2 separate regions of the Homo sapiens genome follow, and region 2 is linked to region 1. A link is an interaction called in ENCODE POLR2A ChIA-PET data of the cell type or tissue named here. Cell type or tissue: OCI-LY7. All regions are shown on one strand. Each heading gives the region's core, and the rest is flanking DNA. Links, peaks and the distances in the headings are about the cores only. Region 1 has its middle 46 kb from the start of C16orf82. Region 2 overlaps LINC02129 (long intergenic non-protein coding RNA 2129).

Region 1 (2,808 bases), core at 165-2,664:
GTGAACAAAAAGACTAGTGGAAAAAAAGACTGCCCTTGTGTAAGTAACTCTTTTTTTTTCAAAAGACAAGATCTCACTCTGTTACCCAGGCTGGGAATACAGTGGTGAGATCATAGCTCACTGTAGCCTCCAGCTCCTGGGCTCAAACAATCCTCCCACCTCAACCTCCCATGCAGCTGGGACTACAGGCACACACCACCATGCCTGGCTAATCTTTTTTTTTTTTTTTTGTATTGTTGTAGAGATGGGGTTGTGCTATATTGCCCAGACTGGTCTCAAACTCCTGGGCTCAAGCAATCCTTCTGCCTAAGCCTCCCGAAGCACTGGGATTATAGATGTGAGCCACCATGATGCTTGGCCAGAATCAACATTGCTATAGGTATAAACAGAAACAAACCCACAAAGAACTGAAGAGGTTAATTCTGGATTGGTTATCAGTCAAGTGAAGGATATGGATGAGTGTGTGTGACAGGTGGTCAGGGAAAGCCTCCCTGAAGAGTGACATTTGGGCTGAGACCAGCTGCATAAAGATCTGGGAACAGTGTCCCAAGGTAGATGGAACAGAAAATATGTGGCACTAACGAGGCCACAGGCTTGGTGCAGCTGAGGGACAGAAAGGAGCCAGGTATGGCCAGAGCATAGCAAAGGAGCTGGAAGAGTTGTGTGAGGGGGTTGGGAGCTGGGCAGGGGCTAGAGCATGAGGGTCTTATTGCCAGTTACCGTGCAGGCAGGATACAGACAGCACACTCAAGGGGTGGGGTCATTGGTGAAAGTTTAGTGAAAGAATGAAAGGACTCTTTTTGTTTTTTTTGAGACAGGGTCTCACTCTGTTGCCCAGGCTGGAGTGCAGTGGTGCGATCACGGCTCACTGCAGCCTCGACCTCCTAGGCTCAGGTGATCCTCTTGCCTCAGCCTCCCTCTTTATGGAGGTGTGGATCAGGTTGAGAGAAACTGAAAAGAGGTAACAAAGGACTTTGGGACCAGCAGCAGTGGGGCACTTGTTACCATCTTCAGTCCTAAATGGGCCAGGAAGGCCCTGTTAGTTAGGGGAACCCAGCCAGAGCGGTAGCTGTAGGAGGTGGCCCACAGCTCTCACCCAAGGGACCCAGCTGCTGTCACCCATGGCCAAGCAGAGAGGAAGCCGGGGAGTAATACCCCACCTCTCTCTCCTCCTGCTCGCTGACCTCCTGCTTCACCTCTTACTCCTATTGGTTGAAGTCAATCAGGAGCCAGATGGCAGAGAGCAAAGGTTGATGCAGCCTCTGCAGGTCAGCCTCCAGACACAGGTCAGGTCTGAGTACTGGGCCGGGTGCAGAAGGCTGGAGAGGAAGCCCGAGGACAAACGGAAACTGCAGCACAGTCAGAACAGGCAGCGTGCATTTTATTCTGAGGTCAATGAGAAGCCATGGCTGGGTTTAAGCCGGGGTGGGATCTGATCTGGATTGTCTTACCCTCTCAGGCTGCTGTCTGGAGGGTGGGGAGGTGCGTGGCAGTGGAGGCTGCCGGAGCTATTCGGGTTGGTGGTGATGGGAGCTTGGGCCCGGAGGAAGCAGCAAGGCTGGAGAAGAGAGCAGGGCCTTGTGTTGATATCTGAGGTGAAACTGACAGGTGGTGGTGGATTGGGTGCAAGGGAGTCAGGTCATGTGATAAAGAAGCACGAGGGACCAGGCGCAGTGGATCTCTCCTGTAATCCCAGCACTTTGGGAGGCGGAGGCAGGTGGATCACCTGAGGTCAGGAGTTCGAGACCAGCCTGGCCAACACGGTGAAACCCTATCTCTGCTAAAAATACAAAAATTAGCCGGGCATGGTGGCAAGTGCCTGTAATCCGAGGTACTTGGGAGGCGGAGGCAGGAGAATCACTTGAACCCGGGAGGCAGAGGTTGTAGTGAGCCAAGATTGCACCACTGCACTCCAGCCTGGGCGACAAGAGCAAAACTCCCTCTCAAAAAAAGAAAAAAAAAAAAAAAGATGCACACACAAAAAAGGAAGAAAAATAATGGATGGCTTAATCTCAGCCTCTCTTGAAGCTCAGGAAGCTCACAGCAAAGTGCATATGACTTTACCCTCTGGATTTGCTCCCTTTGCCTACCCTCACCACTTCACAGGGAAAGGGGGCTTAGATGAAGTCCTTAGGAGAACCTATGTGGCAGATGTCCTCCTTACAGCTGAAGGAGTCTGGCATCAGAGAAGTTAAGCCATCTGCCCAAGGTCACACAGCACATCTGTGCACGTGAGGATTTGGACCTGGGTCTGTCTGATTCAAGGAAGCCCTGTGTAGGACTCAGGTGAGATATCTTGCATTAGACATCAGCCTGGAACTGGAGCTTTACTGCCCCAGGAGCTCTGCTCTAGAGACGGGATGTAAGTGCACCATCACGTGCACATCATTTGGGACTAGCTGGAGGAAATACATGAGCATTTGTGGCATGCAAGAAAGTGAGCAGAGCAGGAGCCTAGCAGACTTTTCTTTCTTTTTTTTACTGTTAAAGAATTGGGGGACAAGGAAGGGGACTAACATTTATGACATTCATTCATTCATTCATTCATTCATCCATCCATCCTTTGGTTCAATGATCCAGGTTTCTTGCTGGGCAGGCAAGTTACTTGCATTGTCTCATTCAATCCCCCAAATGAACAATCCAGCCAAGGCAGGAACCCCGCTTCATCCCTGTTTTGCAGGCCTGAGGAAATGGAGGCTCTGTGAGGGGAAGTGACTTGCTCAAGGTAACAGACCCACCCCCTCTCTCTTCCCTAAAACATTTTCCCCTCAGCGTAGCATCCACCCGGCAGCAGACTGTAGAGGGCAG
Region 2 (2,808 bases), core at 77-2,576, 56 kb before region 1:
GACACCATTTCTGGGGAAAAAAAGTTATACTAAGACTTCAACTGTGTGGGGATTTTGTGTCCCAACACCTGCATTGTTTAAGAGTCAAATGTACTTAGAATTACATGGGAGGAACTAAATAAGTGTCAGGTGACATTATCACATTATCACTATTCTTTCTGTGGCTCCTGTCACAGCATGCACCATACACGAATGCCATAGTGACACTTTTCCAGTGGACTGTGGGGTACTTGAAGCGTAACAGGCTTTCCATACATTTTGGTTGATTGAAAATGAATGAAGCAGTAACTACTGCCCAGTCCTCTGGGGCTTGGCCTACCAAGGCTCTCCAGACAGTGCCACCCCCTTGCAGAGGGTTTAGGGCTAAATGAAACTGCAGCTTGAACAAGGACAGTTTCTGATCAAGGGAGACAGACTAGAAGCCCTAGAACTCAGCCTTTTTTTTTTTTTTTGGTTGGGGTGGACAAAATCTCACTCTGTTGCCCAGGCTGGAGCGCAGTGGTGTGATCATAGCTCACCACAGCCTTGCTCTCCTAGGCTCAAGTGATCTTCCCACCTCTGCTTCCCAAGTCGCTGGGACTACTGGCATGCACCACCGTGCCTGGCCAATTTTTGTGTTTTTTTTATTTGTGGAGACAGAATCTTGCTATGTTGCCCAGCCTGGTCTTGAACTACTGGCCTCAAGCAATACCTCCTGCCTTAGACTTCCCAAATGCTGAGATTACAGGCATGAGCCACCATGCCTGGCCAGAACTCAGCTTTATCAGTCAGGCTAGAACTCAGCTTTATCACTCAAGATTCTTTGTTGCAAACCACAGAAACCACACCAGCAAGCTTAAGTACAGGAAGAATACGACATGATTCAATAGATCACAGAACTTCCAGAGGGCTATGATCAGATTTGGAGACTATGTATGCAAGCGGGGCACTTAAATTACACCACCAGACTGCTCTAGTGGAGAGCCTGTCCCTACTGTTTCCAGCCAGAGGCAAACCAGCTTGACTCATTGATGCCCGTTGTGATGGGGTTCCGGCCTAACTTCTGCAGCGGCTGCTGTGCAAGCAGCCTGCCTCTTGTGACCTGCTGAGTGTGTTTGCACAGACAGATGGCACTGAAGAGCTTGCAGAGTCTGGGAAAAGGGGACTTTTGATGCCAACTCCCTCATCTCCCAGAATCCTGGAGATCAGATTCTATTGTATCCCCTTCCCTTCCCTTCCCATCCCGTCCCTTCCCTTCCCTTCCCTCCCCTCCCCTCCCCTCCCCTCCCCTTCCCTTTCTTTTTGAGACAGTCTCGCTCTGTTGCCCAGGCTGGAGTGCAGTGGCATGATCTCAGCTCACTGAAACTTCTGCCTCCCGAGTTCAAGTGATTCTCCTACCTCAGCTTCCTGAGTAGAGAGTAGCTGGGATTACAGGCACATGCCACCATGCCCGGCTAATTTTTGTATTTGTAGTAGAGATGGGGTTTCACCATATTGGTCAGGCTGGTCTCGAACTCCTGACCTCAGGTGATCCACCCATCTCAGTGTCCCAAAGTGCTGGGAGTACAGGCATGAGCCACCGCACCCAGCCTCCCTCCTGCTTTTCCAAAAGCAGTGGTAGATGATAACAATGGTAACCAACATCATTGACTCCCCATGGGGCACTGAGCCATGACTCCTGATGGGCCACGTGTTTTGCAGCATCGTCTCCCATCCTTCTCACTACAATCCTGGGTGGCAGGTGCTGTTATGAGCTTCATTATACATATGAACTGAGGCTCAGAGAGGTTAAGCAACTCATCCAAGGTCACACAGCACAATTGAGAATTTAAATCGAAGAGGACTCCAGAGCCCAGATTCTTAACTACCACACGGTACTGCTGTCTTTACTCCCCGGGGAACTTAATTGATGGTTTAGACAATAGCGAGAGGGAGGGTGTGTATGCATTCATGAAACCCGGTCTGTGCCAATCTTCCCACCAGGAAGGGTGTTGTTGCAGGGCAGGATTGTGCATTTCAGCCGAAGTGGTGGCAGGGGAAGGGTCCCTGTCCTGGCAGACAATGAGCTTTTTGACTTCTAGTGACCAAAGGGTAAGAAATGGAACTAAGCTCTTGTCCATAGCCTGATGACGCCGATGCTCCAGGATCCTTCTTCCCTCCCTCCCTTCTCCATCCTCCTTCATCTTTCTTCCCCTACCATTGTCACCATCCCTATCACCACCACCCTATTATCACCATCCTCATTCAGCATGGGCCGCTATGCACCACTGTCCTCTTCATATTATGTCACCACCAGCCCATCACCAGCCCACCGTCCTTTATTATGACCATGACAATAACCATCACCCTGGGCACTACCACCACCACCGAGCCATCACCAAACTGTCAATGTCACCATGTCTACCGTCTTCCTGACACCCTCATCACCACCGCTATCAGCATCATCAACCCTTCCATCCCCCTGCCATGACTGCCTCTCTGCTGCCACTATCTCCACCTGCACTGTCAGCATCACCACCCGACTCTATGAGCCTGTTCACATCACCATTCACATCACCATTCAGTGATCGACTTCATTCACCACCCCCAGCCCTGTCACGATCATTCCACTGTGCTTGCCATCACTGTTGTCCCCCCAACTATCTTTTTTATCTTTTTTTAAGGTAGAGGTTCTTGCTCTGTCGCCCAGGCTGGAGTGCAGTGGCACGATCATAGCTTACTAGAACCTCAAACACCCAGGCAACAGGCATGTGTGATGACCATGCATGGCTAATTTTTATTTTTTTTTAATTTTTGTAACCTGGGAGCATACATTCAAGTTGCCCCGAA

Evidence for each region. ChIA-PET counts read pairs that join two places held together with the same protein. Peaks named below come from ENCODE experiments on the same cell type or tissue, not always from the same donor. Only the 100,000 strongest peaks of a DNase experiment are listed, where the experiment ranks them.
Region 2: POLR2A ChIA-PET joins it to region 1 with 5 read pairs; 7 of 35 experiments call an interaction of 5 or more read pairs at or near these places.

Annotation. Positions count from the first base shown.
Region 1 is chr16:27,112,004-27,114,811 of GRCh38, reverse strand. No RefSeq gene overlaps it. Among named protein-coding and RNA genes, the nearest start is that of C16orf82, 46 kb to the right of the region's middle. RefSeq lists an enhancer at 1,430-1,619. In OCI-LY7, for the core only: no CTCF peak of the experiment used is centred there; a DNase peak (open chromatin) is centred at 1,141; H3K4me3 peaks cover 437 bases; H3K27ac peaks cover 1,128 bases.
Region 2 is chr16:27,167,929-27,170,736 of GRCh38, reverse strand. The region is part of intron 2 of LINC02129 (long intergenic non-protein coding RNA 2129); the gene reads left to right. Among named protein-coding and RNA genes, the nearest start is that of LINC02129, 7.3 kb to the left of the region's middle. In OCI-LY7, for the core only: CTCF peaks have their summits at 885 and 1,085; a DNase peak (open chromatin) is centred at 1,046; H3K4me3 peaks cover 269 bases; H3K27ac peaks cover 970 bases.